Linked DNA regions of Homo sapiens: region 1 is linked to region 2. Evidence: chromatin loops called from intact Hi-C (ENCODE). Cell type or tissue: K562. All regions are shown on one strand. Each heading gives the region's core, and the rest is flanking DNA. Links, peaks and the distances in the headings are about the cores only. Region 1 has its middle 34 kb from the start of SSBP2. Region 2 holds the start of LOC107986385 (a long non-coding RNA gene).

Region 1 (9,873 bases), core at 698-8,697, 55 kb before region 2:
AGAGAATAAAGGCATAGGGATTGTGCTACCTTAGAAGGATTTAAAAATTGGCCCAGGACAGGCCGGGTATGGTGCCTCATGCCTGTAATCCCAGCACTTTGGGAGGCTGAGTGGGGAGAATCACCTGAGGTCAGGAGTTTGAGACCAGCCTGGCCAACTTGGTGAAACCTCATCTCTACTAAAAATACAAAATTAGCTGAGCGTGGTGGCGAATGCCTGTAATCCCAGCTACACTGGAGACTGAGGCAGGAGAATCACTTGAACCTGGGAGGCGGAAGTTGCAGTGAGCTGAGATCGTGCCACTGCCCTCCAGCCTGGGCAACAAGAACAAGACTCCATCTCAAAAAAAATAAAAATAAATAAATAAATAAAAATTGGCCAGGGACAGAAGGCTAAAAGCCATTATGGGTTAAGTAGGGGTTTTTTGTTTTTTTTTGTTTGTTTGTGCTTGGCCTGAATTGATAATCTACCATTTTAAACATTGTTTCTGTTGGAAAAAAATGTGTTCTGATTTCCCCAAAATGGGTATATACAGGGATTTTTAAATCAATGCCCAAAGTAGGTCTAGGATAGTCACTCAATGCTTCTTAGGTTATGTTGATGTTGATTTGGCTTAATTTTTATTTTCAAAGGACAGATTCATCATTTATATTTTTAAAATATGTATATGTAGGTATGAATATAAATAAGAGTATTGGATATACACCAAGATGTTAATAATAATCTTTAGGCTGTAATATTATAATTGATACTTTCTTTTCTATATCTTTATATTTTCCAGAATAAGAAAACAATGAGGATTTTTCATTTTTAAGAAAGCAAATAACATTGAGAAACAAAATTTACAATAGCTTCAAAAAACATTTTAAATACGTAGAAGTAACTTAATAAATGAAGTGCATAACTTCTGTGCTGAAAAAGGATACAATATTGCAGAGAGAAATGAAAAAAGATTTAAATAAACAGAGAGATATCATGTTCATGGATTGAAACACTCAATGGTGTCATAACGTCAGTTCTTTCCAAAGTGATCTATAGATTCAATGTGATCTCAGGCAAAATCCCAAGAGGCTTTATTGTAGAAATTCATAAGCTGATTCTAAAATATGCAGTCATGTGTCACTTAATGATGGGGATATGTTCTGAGAAATGTGTCATTAGGCAATTTCATCATTGTGTGAACATCACAGAGTTTATTTACACAAACCTAATATAGCACATTTTACACCTAGGCTATGTGGTATAGCGTATTGTTCCTAGGCTACTACCCTGTACAGCTTGTTACTGTACTGAATACTGCAGGCAACTGCAACACAATGGTAAGTATTTGTATATCTAAACTTGTCTAAACTTAGAAAGAGTACAGTAAAAATAAGGTATAAGAGATAAAAAATAGTATACCTATATAGGGCACTTACCACGAATGGAGGTTGTAATGGAAGATGTTCTGAGTGAGTCAGTGAGTGAGTGGCAAGTGAATGTGAAGGCCTAGGACATCACAGTACACTATGGTAGACTTTTTTTTTTTTTTTTTTTTGAGATGGAGTTTCGCTCTGTCACCCAGGCTGGAGTGAGGTGGCGCGATCTCGGCTCACTGCAACCTTTGCCTCCTGGGTTCAAGTAATTCTCCTGCCTCAGCCTCCCGAGTAGCTGGGATTACAGGCGCATGCCACCACACCTGGCTAATTTTTGTATTTTTAGTAGAGACGGGGTTTCACCATGTTGGCCAGGCTGGTCCCGAACTCTTGACCTCAGATGATCCACCTGCCCGGGCCTCCCAAAGTGCTGGGATTACAGGCCATGAGCCACCGCACCCGGCCCACTACGGTAGACTTTTTAAACACTGCACACATAGGCTATGCTAATGTATTAAAATATTTTTCTTTCCTCAGTTATAAATTAACCTCAGTTTACTGTGACTTTTTAACTTTATGAACATTATAAGGTTTTAACTTTTTGACTATTTTATAATAACACTTAGCTTAAAACACAAACATATTATACAGCTGTACAAAAATATTTTCTTTCTGGCCAGGCACAGTGGCTTATACCTGTAATCTCAGCACTTTGGGAGGCCAAGGTGGGTGGATCACTTGAGGCCAGGAGTTCGAGTCCAGGAGTTTGAGACCAGCCTGACCAATATGGCGAAGCCACATCTCTACTAAAAAGAAAATACAAAATATAGCTGGATGTGGTGGCACACACCTGTGTTCCTAGCTACTCAGGAGGCTGAGGCCTGAGAACTGCTTAAGCCTGGGAGGCAGAGGTTGCAGCAGTGAACTGAGATCATGCCACTGCACTCCAGCCTGGGCGACAGAGCATGACTGTGTCTACAAAAAAATGTCTTTCTTTGTAAACTTATTCTACAAGCCTTTTTTATTTGTAAAATTTTCTTTTTTTTTTTACTTTTGAAACTTTTTTGTTGAAAACGAAGACAAAAACACACACATTAGCCGATGCCTACACAGGATCAGGATCATCAATATCACTGTCTTCCTCCTCCACATCTTGTCCCACTGGAAGGTCTTCAGGGGCAATAACAGTCATGGAGCTGTCATCTCCTATGATAACATTGCCTTCTTCTGGAATACTCCCTGAAGGACCTGCCTGGAGCTGTTTTACACTTAACTTTTTTTTTTTTTAATAAGTAGAAGGATTATGCTTCAAAATAGTAAAAAGTGTGGTACAGTAAATGCATAAAACAGCAATGTAGTGGTTTATTGTCACTACCAAGTATTATGTACTGTACATAATTATACATGCTAGACCTTTATATGACTGGCAGCACAGATGGTTTGTTTACACCAGCATCACCACAGACACTTGAGTAATGTATTGTATTGCATCGGCTATGATGTCACTAGGCCATAGGCATCTTTCTGCTTCCTCTAGTATAATCTTATGGGACCACCTTCTTATATGTAGTCATTGACCAAAACGTTTATCTACGGCACATGATTGTACAGAAAAAAAAAATATGTTGATGTTTCCTAACTTTCCATTCCTCCCAGGTTATGACTCCTGCTACTTTTGACTGGGCCCTGCCTTCTTACTCTGGTTCAGTAACAGGGCTCCCATTTGGAAACTGGTACGAAGGCCCCAGTTGCCTACCCAGAAACAGCCTCAGGTGTTGCATGGGCAAACCTTACCCTTTGCCTCATGTGGGTGAGCCTATTTGAGAACATCTTAATAAAACGTTTCCTGATCACTATGGACAAAGGGATTTTTATTGTTGGGGTGGCCCAATATTTTCATGCCCCCGGATTCCCCCATTATTGTTTCCCTTTCTCTGATTCCTTGTCCACCATCTGCTCCTCTCTCATGGCTGTGTGTTTCTTCTTTAACGGTTGGGGATCAGGTTAGCAGCTGCAGGAGAACTTGATTAGTGCCTTGCCTCTGTGCAGAAGCATTTCCCTGACAGCATTGATCCTGGTTTCGCTTTGCAGGCAGCTCCACAGAGAGGCTTGTGCTGCAATGGAGGTGGACTGTTGTCTGGTCAATGTGAGTTTGGGGCAGTCTACTAATTCATTCCTCTTTGCTCAGCTGTTAATTTTGCTTAAATAAGAGCTGCCTGCAAGTTTTCATTTAAAATCCACTGCCTGACTGAGACCTTGTGATGGCAAGATTCAAAGACAATTTTTATTGCTAAGTTATTAGTCCTTTGAAAGAAGGAAAATTTGATGTTTAATATTTAAACAGTTTCTATTTTGCAAAATTCTTTGATATCTGAATGTTAACTGTGTAACCATTTAAGGTCCATTTCCACAGACTTTTCCAGACATTTCAAGCATACAGGAATTTATTTGTAATGTTCCTGCATGAAAAATTGCCATCTCTTTTCTGCCATGGTGGCCACTGCCAACAGATATGTCCATTACGAATGAAATAAAGAGGCACTTTATATTTTGATGCATTTCAATTTGTCCATTACACCAGACTGTTCTTTTCTTGAGGAAAGGAACAAATTCCTTTCATCTTTAAAATGTTACCACTTTTTCAAGTTTTGGAAAATTTAACAGAATTTAGCACAGGGAAATTGCATTGTCTCTGGGCAAAGAGAATAACTGAGCATTTTCATTTCAGTTTTTTTCTTGATTTTTGGTTTGATGTTCAGGAGTCATTAAAAAAACTAGCATAAATGTGTTCAGGTGTAGCCCTGACTAAGGGTTCATTTCTCTATGTATTTTAATGATGGTCTTTTAGGACATCCCCACTTTTTTGGAGCTGGTGTTTCCCTTAACCAAAATGTTCCATCTCCAAAATACTGCACATGATAATTTAAAGGCATACTCTATTACCTGTACAAAATTGAACTCAATTACTCTCCAGCCCAAAACAAACTGTTCAACTTTTCCTTTTTGTAGTAGCCATAATTCCTACAAGTTTGTGCCATACCAATATAAGAAAGTGAATTCACAAGCTTCCAGTGGAGTACAATACAAATCTTCAGGTACAACACTAAAGTGTGGTACTAGGAAGAGAAGCCAAAGTCCACTGTGGTTCAAATTAACAAATTCATTCATGAATGCTAATTATGAATTAAACTGTAGATTAAAAAGAATAAAACAAAACAACTTTCTTCCATAAATTGTGTACATTTGTGTAGAAAAAGAGGCAGCCTAATATGGTGGAAACTAATCAGGTAGAAACCTAAGCTTTCGTCTTTAGTTTACTTTGCCAAATGACCTTGGGCAAATCATCCAACCAGTTGGTCATAGTTTCCTTAAGTATAAAATAGGGATAAATTATTCCAGATCAAAGATTATATGAAAACATTCCCAAAACTATAAAGCCACATTTATATATTTTTGGTTTATGGTTGGAGACGTATTTGAAGTGTCTGCATTACTCAGAGCCCCTTTCTCCAGAAACTGCCCTTACCTGTAACCTTTGCTAAAGTGGTAGGCATAGCAGTCAAGTTTGTGCCACCCTCGCTAGTGACACTGGTGAACTAGGGATGGACACCTGAGCAAGGACACTCAATAGCAGTGGGGACTCAGATCTTCTCTTGAAATTAAAGAGACTTAAGAGTTTCCTCAGACAGTAATATGCTGATCATAAGAAATTGAGAACTATGGTAGCCATGTGCAACCATGAGCATGCTGATGAGCAGGCGGAAGGCAATGGAGAATGGAGCAGAGGTACAGAGAGGAGCAATAAGAGAAGAAGCAGATTTCCAGAAAAAAGGAAAAAGTGCCATAGGGTGGCAGGGGAGACAAAGGAAGTACCTTAGTTCTAGGTCCGGTCCTTAATCCAGCCCATGGACTATACAACGATTTTTTTTTTTTCCTAGGATGGCCAGAAGATGGCCCATTTTAACCTCACAATAAACTCCCTTGGAATGACTCTTCCTCGTAACCAATAGAGCTAAAACAATAATACCACAATTGGAAAGGTCGTTACCAAGACCACTGCAGATTTTATTGTACAAAAAGCAGAAGTTTCCAACTGTCCTTTGTAGCTACCAGGATGAAACTCTTTCCAGATATGCTTTTCCAGATGTAAAATGCAGATGGGACCATAGACAACTGAGGAACAGGCCCACTTTGCAGCACATAGGTTTACTAAGTAGGTTTGAAAATGTACTTCAAACAATATGAGATGTTTTCCTCCAAAGGAATTATCTCCCTCTGAGTCCCCCTATATAACGTTTCAGAAGCCACAGAAAGCAGCACACTATAGTTGGAAACACCGTACACTTTAGAGTTAGACCCAAATTAAAGTTCTGGCTCTTCTAAATATGAACTCTGGACTTGGACAAGTTATTTAACCTCTCTTTCAGTTTTCTCATCTATACATGAAGAGTAACAATATTTCCTTTCCAGTTTGTTGTAAGGAATAAATGAGTTAATTTATGAAAAAAGCTTGGCACATATTAGGTACTCAACAAATGTTAATCTTCTCCTTCCTCTGACTCACTATGTGAGTCCTATTACTTTACAGCCCATCACTGAATTTCACTCCAAATCAATAAGCATGATTTGGAAGAAAACAGAAATCTCTTTTTGACTTCTTGACCGAGTCAGCCAGAAAGTCTCCTACTACACAGGCTTTAAATAGCTGTCTTGGTCCATTCGGGCTGCTATAAGAAAATATCATAGACTGGGTGGCTTATAAACAAGAGAAATTTATTTCTCACAGCTCTGGAGGCTGAGAAGTCCAAGATCAAGGCGCTGGCAGATTTGCTGCCTGGTACGGGCCTGCTTCCTCTTAGATGGCGCCTTCTCTCTGTGTCCTCACATGGTGGAAGGGGAGAATAAGCTTTTTGGGGCTTCTTTTATAAGGGCACTAATCCCACACATAAGAGCTCTGATCTTTCGACTTAATCACCCTACAAAGACTCTACCTCCTAATACAATCACCTTGGGGGTTAGGATTTCAACACGTGAATTTTGTGGAGATGCGAACATTCAGACCATAGCAGATTAGAATTGAAAAGAGCACCACAAAGGCCTGCTTCCATTCAGATATGCATATTTTGGTCAACAGATCACTTTCTCAGTGAAGTAACATCCGATGCTAATACACGTCCAAGCCCGTGTGTGCTTGTATCTACATGTACTAATAGCACACAGCCAACAGAGTGGCTTTTTTCACCAAATAGATTCAAGATTGACTTGTTAAGCATATCTGCTCATTTGCATGAAGAAAGCTAGAATGCTTCACATACTGGGCACACTACTTCAATCTTCAGCTATAAAATCCATTAGGCTCCATAAGTTATTATTTTGCTTAAAAGAGGAATATTCTTGACAAGGAAATCCTAGGAGAAATGCACTGCATGATGCCACAGGAAATGATTTCTGGAGGACTGCAATGAGTCCAGCCAAATCACTTCAGACATCTCCACAGCCTGTCAGTCCACGTAACACTACAGGAAAACACATGCGTTCATTAAAATGTCTGATTTCGTACATGCTAGATATAGCAAAGAATCTGCTGGAAGCTGGACTTCGGTAGATATGACTAGTTTGCACCTTAAGGATTTAGATTGCATATTCTCAACTGAGGAGCACGAAAAGAAAAGAAGGCAAGGGGATCATGCTCTACTAGCTACACACAAGCAGAATTAGTCCTGAAGCAACCTGAGGAAAACATACAAGAATCATGAAACCCTAAAGGGGAAGATCCAGACTCTCTCCACCCATCCATGTCTAGTCCTGGTACCAGCCCAAATTACCTTGCAGCAGACACAAAATACAGAGAAATATTTATATCCTAAAAGAAGAGTTTTATTAAAAAAGAGTCAAAATACTAACTATACCCTAATACATTATATTCTTATGTTAATGTTCTTTTGTGGTTATGAAAAACCATAGCTCCATAAAGAATAGGAACAATGCACTTCCATTTATATTATTATTCTTACACTGTGCACATTACATGCTAATTCAACATTTGTAAGAGAGATATCAACAGTGACAAATCAAGTTTCATCAGGTTAAATTGAGGATTTTGATAGTACCAAAATTAATAAGTCATAATCCACCAATCCATAGTTTTATACCAGCCTCTGTCTATTTAAGGTCAATTTGGAAAAGTTTTCAAGCAACTACTCTAAACCTAACCCCCTTTTTCATTTTGTTATTTGGTTAGTGTTTAACTAAATAAGTTTATAATATAAGCATTAAGACTATCTAAAAAAGCATCCCCCCAGCACCCCCCCAAGAAAACCCACACTAATTTAGGTTAAAAACAAAGTAATGGCAGCAAAAGTGTCTTTAAGTTTTGCAATAATCCTTCCAGTACTTTTGCATCCCAAAAGGCTCCAGATGTGACCAGCCACTGCAAAATGGTAAGTTGTTTATCAGCATTCTACAATGGGAACTGGCACCTGTAATTTTACTCTTATTTTGCATCAGCATTATTAAAACACGTAAAAAAAATGACCAAGTGAGGGTTTTGTGTAATCACACGTACACCTTCAGGGTGAAATGCTCTGTTGGCTGTCTGTTGTCCTGAAGGTGACGGCTATACCAAGCAGCTTCCTTCTCTGTTGTCTGTGTGTAGCTGCTATGAGCCTCCTTCTATAGGGAGTTTCTGCTGGTAGCAGTGACTGGAAAATAATGTGGAAATGTTGTTCTCACAGCCTGTAAAGAACCGACTGTTGATCACTTTTGATAATGCAAAGGATTACAGTGCTTTTCTTTTTCATTCATTTTTTTCTTGTTTTCATTTTTCTTTCTTTCTCCCTGTTGGTTGCTAATAGTCATCTGTAATTAGAAAGAGGCCCCTTGTCCGCCTCAGTCTGGAGTGAAGGTTTAAGAAATAAACATATTTGAATCATGTGATGACAATTAACCACTTTGTTAAGCCATAGATCCCACTTCACCCTTACCACCTCCTCTTAACCCGGAGCTATGTTCCATCCTGCCTAAGGTTTTCCTCACTGCTTCAGCCTGCTCCCAACTTTCCAGTTGTTTAGAAACATGACAAACTGACTTTTGTTTGTTGGCACTTCAACAATGTAGATTATTGGAACTTCACTTTTGCTTGACTGCTGATTTCCAATCCTATATAGCAACAAAGTGTAATTTGTTACTGATATAAAATCAATGGGAGCTAGAAGTTTGCTGTTTTAAAAAGTTTCTTTTCTTTGTTCCTGTCAAACAATTACACACTCAGATGCTTGAAAACAGGTTTTTGTTTGTTTGTTTTGTTTTGTTTTTTGAGATGGAGTCTCGCTCTGTCGCCCAGGCTGGAGTGCAGTGGTGCAATCTCGGCTCACTGGAACCTCCACCTCCTGGGTTCAAACGATTCTCCTGCCTCAGCTTCCTGAGTAGCTGGGATTATAGACGCCCACCACCACACCCTGCTAATTTTTTGTATTTTTAGTAGAGACAGGGTTTCACCGTGTTAGCCAGGATGGTCTCGATCTCCTGACCTTGTAATCCGCCCGCATTGGCCTCCCCAAGTGCTGGGATTACAGGCGTGGGCCACCACACCCAGCTGAAAACAGGTCATTTTTTAAAAGACTCTTTCTGCAAGTCCTTTGCATACATGTGAAGAGAGATGAGTTGGGAAACTGAGGAGCAGAGGGTTTAAGTGACTCACCTAGGACAGCAGAGTGAGTCATCACCAAGCTGAAGTGGGGACTCGGTGTTCCTGACAGCTGATGGTCAGCACAATACACTTGATTATATGGCCTTGGGAGTTAGAGCTCCACAAAACTCTCATTTCTGGTTTAAACTGGGCTTTGACTAGTTTTGTTTCTGCTTCTTATTAATGGCAGTTAAACATGTATTGATACAGTCAAATAACCACAAGGCCAGGGATGCTCTACTTAAGGCCATCCAGGAACTTCCAATTGCTGTTTGCTGTGCACAGGCATACTGAAGCTTAGCGTGCTGAGTATCCAGCAAAACCTAGCACGATCTTTATTTCCCTAAGTTAGTTTTAAAATTGTCTTGGCTGGGTGCAGTGGCTGACGCCTGTAATCCCAGCACTTTGGGAGGCCGAGGCGGGCGGATCATCTGGTCAGGAGTTTGAGACCAGCCTGGCCAACATGGCGAAACCCCGTCTCTACTACAAATACAAAAATTAGCTGGGTGTGGTGGCACGTGCCTATAATTCCAGCTACTCGGGAGGCTGAAGCAGGAGAATCGTTTGAATACAGGAGGTGGAGGCTGCAGTGAGCTGAGATTACGCCACTGCGCTCCAGCCTGGGTGACAGGGCAAGACCCCATCAAAAAAAAAAAAAAAAAAAAAAGAAAAGAAAAGAAAAAAAGGCCGGGCGCAGTGGCTCATGCCTGTAATCCCAGCACTTTGGGAGGCCAAGGCGGGCGGATTACGAGGTCAAGAGATTGAGACCATCCTGGCCAACACGGTGAAACCCCGCCTCTACTAAAAATACAAAAATTAGCTGGGCATGGT
Region 2 (9,873 bases), core at 797-8,796:
AATGCTAGTTATCATTGCTCTGTCATCACCATCATCATCATCATTCTCATCATTTTCATTAGGATATTTTCAAGGTGAGTGAGTGCAATATGCCTCCAGGGATACATTTGTGAACAAAGCTTATCTCCCTACCTGTTCGCTGATACTAGTCATTTTTCTAACAAACATCCCCACTTACAAATGAAATTAAAATCTAAATGTATTTAAACTGTAAAGCTATATGTCCAAAGTGAGCACTGTGTTATACAACTTAGAAGGTTTTTATTTTAAAAATAAAGAGATGAAGGAAGGAAGGACGAATGGACGGAAGGAAGGGAGGGAAGGAAAAAAGGAGGGAAGGAGAGAAAGAAAATCCTCTTGTAAAAGTTCTCTTCACATATAAGATTTTATACTTTATTTTAAAGGAGATTCTTTTTGTTAATTAAGGTATCAGTACAACAATAAAACCAACAGAAAAAGATATCTAAAAATCTTTTCATTTTGTACAGCAAATATCCGGGTATATTTACCTTATGTAAAATCATTCATTTGGTCTAACATGCCAGTAGAATTATCAAAAGTTTACTTTAACAAGATATGAAAAGGTTGGGAGGGTGTGGCTTAAATATAATCTACAATTTTAAAATTTAATTTCACATATTGCCATGCTGTTCTATTACATATGCAGGAACGGGAAAGGCAATGTTCTTCAGACTTGAAAAAAATTAATCCACAGTTCTTGGCATGGACAACCAATGTTATATTTAAAATATACATATCTAATGTGAGACCCATTATCTAATAAAAGTCATGAAATCTAGCTTATTCACTTTGTAACTTATAATAACTGAAAGTTGATCAAAGAAAAGTAATTCCATTTTTATTACATTGTTACTATTTTTATGGGCAAAATTTAAAATGTATGATAAAAATTCAATATACAATAATTGAAACATACAGTCTGACCTCACATTGCTCTGATAAATCTGTTCATTTCTGGCCATTTTCAGTGTTGCTATAGTGAACAGTGTTGACAAGTGGATGAAAAAAGCTTATAAATGGAATTCAGATCATAGATAAAACTGAACATAAACTATCTCCCAACATTTCTGCATGTTGGGAGGCCCGGTTTGTGCCACAGATGGCCATCTCCCAATAATACATAAAACATTTCTTGCTGGAGCTCAGCACACATTGTTGAATGCACAGGTCATTTGAACAGAACAATAATTCAATTCACTTAATAATGACCTCACTGGGAACAAACACAGACACAGGATGATGCTGTTAGGAGAACAAAATTGTACTAGAGTTTTAAAAATGAAATTCTTAAATAGCCGCCATGCTCTCTTGTCAAAATAGCACTTAAATGTATTCAGTGTTTAGCGACCAGGCAGGCTCACTGAGTTTATTTTAGTCTCTTGAATTTTACTGCTGTGTGTCTGTGCCATGTTCCTTCAGTTTTCACGCTGGTAGCTTTCCTGGGAAGGTCAGTGGTGCTCACTGAACCTTTTATTATCTTACAGGCTGAGCTCATTGATGAAGAAGTCTTGAGTTCATCATTTTTTCTTCTCTAATAGCTGAGATGGCAGTCAATGAGAGTGACTGCAGAAAGTTTCAGAAGGACACATGGGAATCATTTAACCAGGCCAATAAAATCAGCTATTTATGTAAGTAACAGTTATTATAACCTCAACCATCAAGACTGTATTTCTCTAGAATAATTTTTATTTGGGGGCTAATTTTATTCCTAGCTTATAAGGCTTAAAATCCAGGATTTCCTACTTTGGCAGTAATGAATGAACTGAGCCAGGAGAAATCAGGATCTAGATGCTCTCTTTTCAGCATTTAGATGCTTACACCACTGATACACATGGGTTCAGGTACCACCTACCTAGAATTTTTAGTCAGAGGTTCATTTCTATATTCTAAAACTAAACCCAAGTGCTATTGAAATTAGGCACCTTACTGCCATAGGCTTAACTATTAATATCACGTTCTCTTTTGTCACTCACATTTACTGTAAAAGCACACTTAATCAACAGCAGGGACTTTAAATATGTTTTGCTTAATATATTTTATTAAAAAGACCTTTAACTTTTAGGATCAAATCATAAACCTAAAGAACAGAGGGGATTAAAAAAACCCAAAAAACAGAAAATTGAGATATAACCTATTCAAATCAAGATTAATTTAATAATGGAGAGCAAAAAATCATATAGGAGTCTTATCAACAATTGTTTCATAGTTTAATTATTTTATTCTTTATTCTTTTGTCCCCTTCCATCTGTCTTAGTAGGCTTGAAAAAACTCAGTCTACTTTCCCACAAAATCGTGCTTTTATGCTTGGGAAACACATTTCTCTATAGGAGCTAACCCATTAGCTTATTTCTGTACCTGCTTCATCAATATCAGCTGGAATACCCTGTAATAGTGGCAATTTATTAACCTCTGCTGTAAAAGGCAACAGAAAGAACACTCATGCTATTTTTCCACAAAAATGGTGGTCAGGAGAAAGGGTGTTTTAGAGAGGTAGTGATACAGGGAGGGGAGAGGGGAAGCCATTAATAAGAAGCAGAGTACATTTTCCACTGACATATATACAATTCTCAAGACTAAAGAGGCGTCTATAATCTAAACAGGACACCCCCTGTTCCTTCTTCATCTTCCCCTCCCTTCTTTTACAGACACTTCCCCCGGAAGACATAGCCCTTGCTTCACTGTCTGAAGGAGAGAAAATGCAAAAGGTAAATAGATAAATACAAAAGACAGCACGTAACTTAAGGACCATACTGATATTATAAGAGTTCAGAGAAATTGAGATTGGGAAAGGTCCTTGAAGAAATTGCAAGGCGTGAGTGCAGCCCCCTGCTCCTGTGAGGCTGAGGGGGAATTTTCCTTCCTCTCATTGCCCCCTGGGGTGCTATGTTTTTGTCCATCTCCCAGTATGAAGGAGATCCTTCTGCAGCGAAGCCCACCATTAGCTGAGCCCAGCAGCTCAGCTTCTCAGTTTTCCTGGCACTTGCCTGAGGGCTTGCAGACTGAGCTTGCAGACTGAGCAGGATGCTGGGCATCCACTGTGCCTTCTCAAGGGAAAGGGAGGGAGCTGGGGCACAGAAAGCCAAACTCCTCTCCAGGCAGAGGCACTAGGGAAGCGGGAGCAGGAGGGAGGAAAAGTCCATTGTATGCTGCTAATAATCACAATAATAACATTGAAACAGCACTTACTACGCCCAGGACAGTTCCCAGCAATTTACATGGGGTATTAACCCAGGTAATCCTCACAACAACCCTATGAGGAAGTACTATTCATATGCCCATTGTACAGATGAGGCACAGAAAAACTAATGAACTTGCCTAAGAACACACAGCTACTTAATTGGCATAACAGAGACTTGAGCCCAGACACAGCCCGACTCTAGCACCTCTGTTGTTACATGGTTCACAACTCAGGCAGCACATTAGAATCACTTGGAGAGCTGTTAATCAATACTGATACCTGTCCTCAACCCCAGAACTACAGATTTAATTGATCTGCAGTGGGGCCCAGGGCATGAGGACTTTTTAAGTGTCCCCAGGTGATTCAAATGTACAGCCAGGAGAGAGCCACACTATTTAGGCTCTCTCTACACGGTTATCTCAGGACCTCAGCACCTCTGCTTTCCTCCCTGTTACTCAGACTATTACATTACACCCTGATCTTACACTCTGCCACTCTCCATTTTTCTTCCCTTGCAGTGGTTTTAAAATATGTCCACAAATTCTTGAACACTCATCTCTTCGAAAGGTAGAGATGACTCCCCTCCCCTTGAGTAGTGACTCTCTTCTAATAAATGTAATTTAGCAGCAGTGAGGGTCTGTGACTTCCAAGACCAGGTCATTAAAGACCTTTGCAGCTTCTTCCTTCCTGGTAAGTTGTGGATTGCTCCCTCTGGGGGAAGCCAGCTGCTATGTCATAAGATCACTCAGCCCTATGAAGAGGACCTCCTGGTGAGGAACTGTGGACTCCTGCCCACAGCCAAGGAAGAATGGAGGTCTTCCAGCAAGTAATCACTGAATGAGCCAAATTGGGAGTAAATCTTCCAGCCCCAGGCAATCCCTAAAATGACTAGAACCCTGGTGGACATCTTGAATGCTACCTCATGAAAGACCTGAGCTGGAACCATCCTGCTAAGCTGCTCCCAGATTCCTGACCGTCAGACACTGTGCAAGATCATAAATGTCCATTACTTTACACTGATAAACTGTGGGTTCATTTGTTATGTAGCAATAGATAACGAATACAGCCATCTTCAACCCCCACCTCCAACTCGCAAGTCCTCCCATATTGACTTGGAGCTGGGAAGTTGCCAGTGCTACAATAGAAAAGTGTCTGACATCCTAAGGTGGAATTCTGAATGCATTTACCATAGAAACATAGCTGCATGAATATTTATATATGTACATAAATGTATGTAGATGCATAGAAGAAGTCTGGAAGAAACAAGTCACACTGTTAATAGTTGTAGAGCCTGAGATAGGAAGGGGAGTGGGAGCAGGGGTTGGGGAGAAAGCCAAAGGGAATTTTTCTTGCTGCTCTGCAGGCTACTGTGTCATTTGGACGTTTCACACCAAGAATATATCCATGCACCACTTAGGTAATGAAACATATTTTTCCTGCATAAAAGTGAGGGAGGTTTAAAAAAATAAAAGTGGCATAATCATACCCAAGGCTGGGTTCTGTTGGAAGTAGAATACTAGAAAGTTCTGCAAGTACATTGTGGATACAGTAGTAATTTTGTAGCCTGTCCTGAGGGCCTTAATACCAGGTAGAACACTGTGAGAACAACAGGCCTTGAATCCTGATCTCCACATGTGCTTAATTCTTGACTCTAACACTTAACCAGCTCGGCAAGTTATGAAACTGTTCTGAGCCTGTTTCCTCATCTGTAAATTTGGGATAATGATTTGAGAATTATAGAAGCTAAATATATACATCACCTCATACAGTGAATGGTCTGGAGTTTGCAGTCACCAAGTGATAGCTGTCATACTGTGGGAAATATGATGCTAGTTCCAAACACGTACATTTTGGGATCATTACCTGTAAATAAGTTAAGGGTTCCATGAATTATATATTTTTGTCAATTCCTCTTTTTTTGGGGATGCAAACAAATTCATGAAACAAAGTAGACTTTCAAGACTCATTTACCGCATGAATTTTGCAAACATTCCAGAGGTCAAATATTTGTTTTCTATTTAAAGTGATAAAGGCATGAAAAAGTCATATTCCTGAGCTACAAGAGAGAAACTGAGGACAGTGGAGATGAGAATAAAATCCCTAAAGCTTAAAGGATGCTGGATCTGGATTCTACTGGATGTTGGTGCTGAAGAGTGGGACTGTCCTATCCTTTTCACATATGTTAGAGGTCACACACAGGGAGCCCACAGACCCCAGCATGCCAATAAACGTGTTTCTTGTGACCCATACAATGTTTCTGAAAAGCATTTGAATTAGTTACCCACATTTAAATTGGGAAGATTTCACATAGAAATAAAGGTTTCATATTGCTCTTAAAAAAACTGACATAACTGGCTATCACGGGCCAACTGGCTAGAACTGAATCGTGGATTCCTCCTTAGTTAGGGTGAGGGTTCTTCAAGAGGCCATAAACCCTACTTGGACTGGCCCGAATCCCTCATTAGGGTTATCTACTTGTCCTTTAGGCATTCAGTTTGCTCCACTGAAACTTTGGATGTTTATTCCAATCTAGTAAGAGTGTTGCTGGGATGGGATGACCACATGCTTCTATAGTTATAAAAACTGCCCAACCATGCCTGCAATGAAGAGATCCCAGAAATAGAGGCCATCTTTCTCTGTTTACTTTTTATTGAACCAAAGAAGAGGAATGTGGAGCTCTCCAAAATGTTTCCGTGAGGAAATGAAGAGCTGTTATTTATAATCTACTATACTTCTACAGTGAGCTAATATTTATCAGGAAGACCTCCAGTCTCTCAAATGGTCTAAAGTTGCGTGTCATTTCAGCCAACCTATCTGCATCATCTTTTCCATTTGAGTAGTCTGGGATTCTTTGCCTCTGCACATGCTCAAATCCTACAACTGGAAGAAAAAGCTGAACTATGACCCTTGCCTTTGATATATATAGAGAGATACTTATCGAGTTTGGTGATATTGAGTTCATTTTTAATATCACGGAGTCACTTGTGAATCAATACCTGTCCAATATTTGTCTAATAAATGTTCCTCTCTGACAGTTATTAAAAACAAACAAAAATAGGTTCTATTTCCTTAACTCTGCTTGAGGATCTTTCAATAGCAAAATTATCCCCCATAATTAACAAAAGCAAATATGAGTTTGCTTTTAAAAGACTCATTTGCTAGTCGTTTTTTTAGTCTAGGTCATTTCTGGCCTAGGTTATTTTTTGATATTTTATTTAAAAAATTTTCAAACATACAGAAAAGTTGAAAGAATGGCACAGTGAACACCCACGTATTCACCTCAAGATTCAATAATGAACATTTGCTATATTAACTTTACCACATATTCATTTATTCTTCTTTTAACCTATAAATTTTGATACATTTCAAAGTAAGTTGCAGACATCAGTGCATTTTACTCCTAAACACTTCAGCATTCATAGCACCAGAGTTCAATATTTATGTTTTTAAAAGTTTTAACTGTGGTAAAATATACACAACATAAAATTTACCTTTTTAACAATTTTTAAGTGTACACTTCTGTGGCATTAAGTACAGTCACATTGTAGTAAAACCATCACCACCACCTATCTTCAAAATTTTTCCTTTTCCCCAACTGAAATTCTTCACCCATTAGACACTAACTATCCATTCTTCCCTCCTCTCTGCCTTTGAAAACTACCATACTACTCCCTGTCTCTATGAATTTGACTACTCTAGATACTTCATATAAGTGGAATCATACAAGATTTGTCCTTTTGTGACTTTCTTATTCCACTTAGCATAATGTCTTCAAGGGTCATCCATGTTGTCACATGTTAGAATTTCCTTCCTTTTTAAGACTGAATAATATTCCATTGTATATACATATCACATTTTGTTTAACCATTCATCTATCAGACACCTGGGCTGCCTCCACCTTTTCTTTCCAAGACTGTTTTTTTCAGAGCAGATTTAGATTTCTTCCACTTTTTGGCTATTGGGAATAACGCTGCTGTGAATATGGGTGTACAAATATCTGTCTGAGTACCTACTGTCACTTATTTGGAGTATGTACCCAGAAGTGGAATTGCTGGAGCATATGCTAATTCTATGTTTAATTTTTTTGAGGAATCCACGGTTTCTTTTTCATATAACATTTATACCTAGTGAAATGCACATATCTGAAGTGTATAGATTTTGTTACATTGTAACAAATGTATACTCTAGTGGATTATTTTTCTTTTCTTTTTTAGGTCCATCGATATATACATATAAGAATTTTTCCATTAGAATGCTACACAGTCAGTGGCCAAAAGCCTGTTGGAAAGAGTGTGGGCTTAGATGACATCAAGACATACAGTTTTAGAACCTACTGGCCTTATCTCTTCACATATTTTGAAGTCTAAAAAAGGATCTCACTGTCCTGAAATCAGAAATTTGCAAAAATCATCATCTCCATCTTCTACTACTGACTATAAACATTTTACCTTGTGTAAGCAATGACCACAATAGTTCCAAAGAAGGAGTTTTAAACAAAAGAATGCATGTGGGGCTCAATTTTTAGCTCCCACCCATTACCAGAAAGAGATGATCTCTCCCTACATCCATCATGCAGATTTTTCCAGAGTCTAAAAATTCTAAGCAGGTAGTAGCAAATTTATCATACAGATCAGTAGTTTATAATATTGAAAGTGAAAACAACAATGAATATAGCATATTTTTTGCTATCAGATTGACAAAAAGTGACAGTTTCACTGGGAAAAGTGTGGAGAAACAGGCATTGGCAGATGCTGTAGGTGACATAAAATAGTAGGGCAATTTGCTAATAATCTGTTAACATTTTTAATATACATTATTCCTAACCCAGAAGTTTCACCTCTAGGAATTTTTCTTACAGAAATACTCATACGAGCGCACCAAGGTATATTTGTACATGGTTGCTCATTGCCACGTGGCTTGTAGGAGCAAAAAATTGGAAACGACCCAAATATCAGTCAGAAGGTAGCTGCTAAAAATAAATCCTGATATACACACATTTAACTGGTATAACTTGCTTTACCAGCTTGGACACAAATGAGGTTACATCTTTTTTATTTTTTCAAATTACATTAGGCCCAAACATCTATGTGCCAGATTAGTGCCAGAGGAAGTCCACTGCCTGTCTCCTCTCTTAAGGCCTCTTCTCTCTCCCTGAATTGTCCAAACACCCTGGGGCTTTTACTCCTTGCAAAGCAGCGAGTCTTGCTTCTAAATGCCTCCTGGAGAGAAAACTAGAGAATCTGATTAGTCTATTAGGAGCCTTATTTTCAACGTCTGTTGCTTCTGTTTGCCATACTGTGACTGTTGAAAGCTGCAAAAGTAATAAATAGGGAGTAGTGTTGTAAAATAAAGATGGGGGAAAAAAAAAGGCTTGATTGAGTCTGTTTTGAAAAATAAAAGTAAAGATCTTACTTGTATTTAAACATGAGCTATCTTTGACTATATATGTGTGTGTGTGTGTATATATATATAAATTTAGCATATACTGTAGTTGCAACAATGATTTAATTTTTCGAGTAAACAAAGAATGAATCAAGTGTTGATTTGGTGCTTGGGGGGATACATTTTCTAACAAAATTATTTGAAAGCAAATTTTGACACCCTTCACTTCACACTGACTTTTATATATAGCAGAATGACAAGGGTCACCTTGAGGAAAAGTGTGAGGGCTTAATCAATTTTGCTGAGACCCTCTCTTAATTCTTTGATATTCAAGTAATTCTTCTTTTGAAAAATGTATCCTGTTATCATTCTTGTTTTTCTCATCTTTAATTGTTAACTGGTCTAACACTGTTAGATATTCATTTGCTTATGGAACAGTTCTCCAAAATCATTTTCAATGGCTTTATAAAATCATGCATCTTTTGCAAGAGTAGCAGTTTTACATTGCAACTGAAATGCATTTTATTTACATTATATTGTGGGATGTTTATAACATCTGCAATCAGGAAAATTGACTGGCTGAGTGGGGATAGAGGCTGATATTAAGTTGGGAGGGCTATTTAAGTGAGGACTAATTTAGTAAGTGGTCAGTTCATTAGTGGATATTTTCCTGTTATGACCAATTTCTGCTTTCCTACACAACTTAGCAACTACTTGGATTGAGATAATAATGAATAGCTGGATAATAAGAAACTTCCGTACTACGCAGTACTAGAGAGGAATTAGGTGTGTATTGACATGGAAAAACATTCACAATGCATTGCTAACTATAAAAAACAAGTTCCACATGAATAGTATAACCATGTTTCTATGAAATAATAACAAATGTTAGTATATGCATAAGAAATATAAACAAATAAAACAACCTGGAAGATACTCCAAACTATTAGCAGTCATTTCTGATGAATGTGTGGGGAGTGGGGAAAATGACTTCATCATTTTTGAATATGATAAAATCTAATTTAAAATATTTTTAACTAGTGGACCAGGTATAGTGGCTCACACCTATAAACCCAATGCTTTGGGAAGCTGAGGCAGGAGGAACGCTTGAAGCAACATAGCGAGACATTGTCTCTACAAAAGAATTTTTAAAGAAATTAGCTGGATGTGGTGGCACATGCTGGTAGACTGAGCTACTCTGGAGGCTGAGGTGAGAGAATTACTTGAGCCCACAAGTTCAAGATTACAGTGAGCTGCTATGATCATACCACTGTACTACAGTCTGGGTGACA

Evidence for each region. Peaks named below come from ENCODE experiments on the same cell type or tissue, not always from the same donor. Only the 100,000 strongest peaks of a DNase experiment are listed, where the experiment ranks them.
Region 1: a loop joins it to region 2, with 2.3 times the contacts of the local background. A loop is called at or near these places in 26 of 110 quality-filtered maps.

What each region holds. Positions count from the first base shown.
Region 1 is chr5:81,780,173-81,790,045 of GRCh38, forward strand. No RefSeq gene overlaps it. Among named protein-coding and RNA genes, the nearest start is that of SSBP2, 34 kb to the left of the region's middle. In K562, for the core only: a CTCF peak has its summit at 5,305 (motif pointing right); no DNase peak of the experiment used is centred there.
Region 2 is chr5:81,834,826-81,844,698 of GRCh38, forward strand. LOC107986385 (a long non-coding RNA gene) reads left to right here and starts at 1,510. Exons shown (of 3, transcript XR_001742519.2): 1 at 1,510-1,649; 2 at 2,667-2,726; 3 at 5,224-5,302. RefSeq lists an enhancer at 3,638-3,717. In K562, for the core only: a CTCF peak has its summit at 3,906 (motif pointing left); DNase peaks (open chromatin) are centred at 3,666 and 3,926.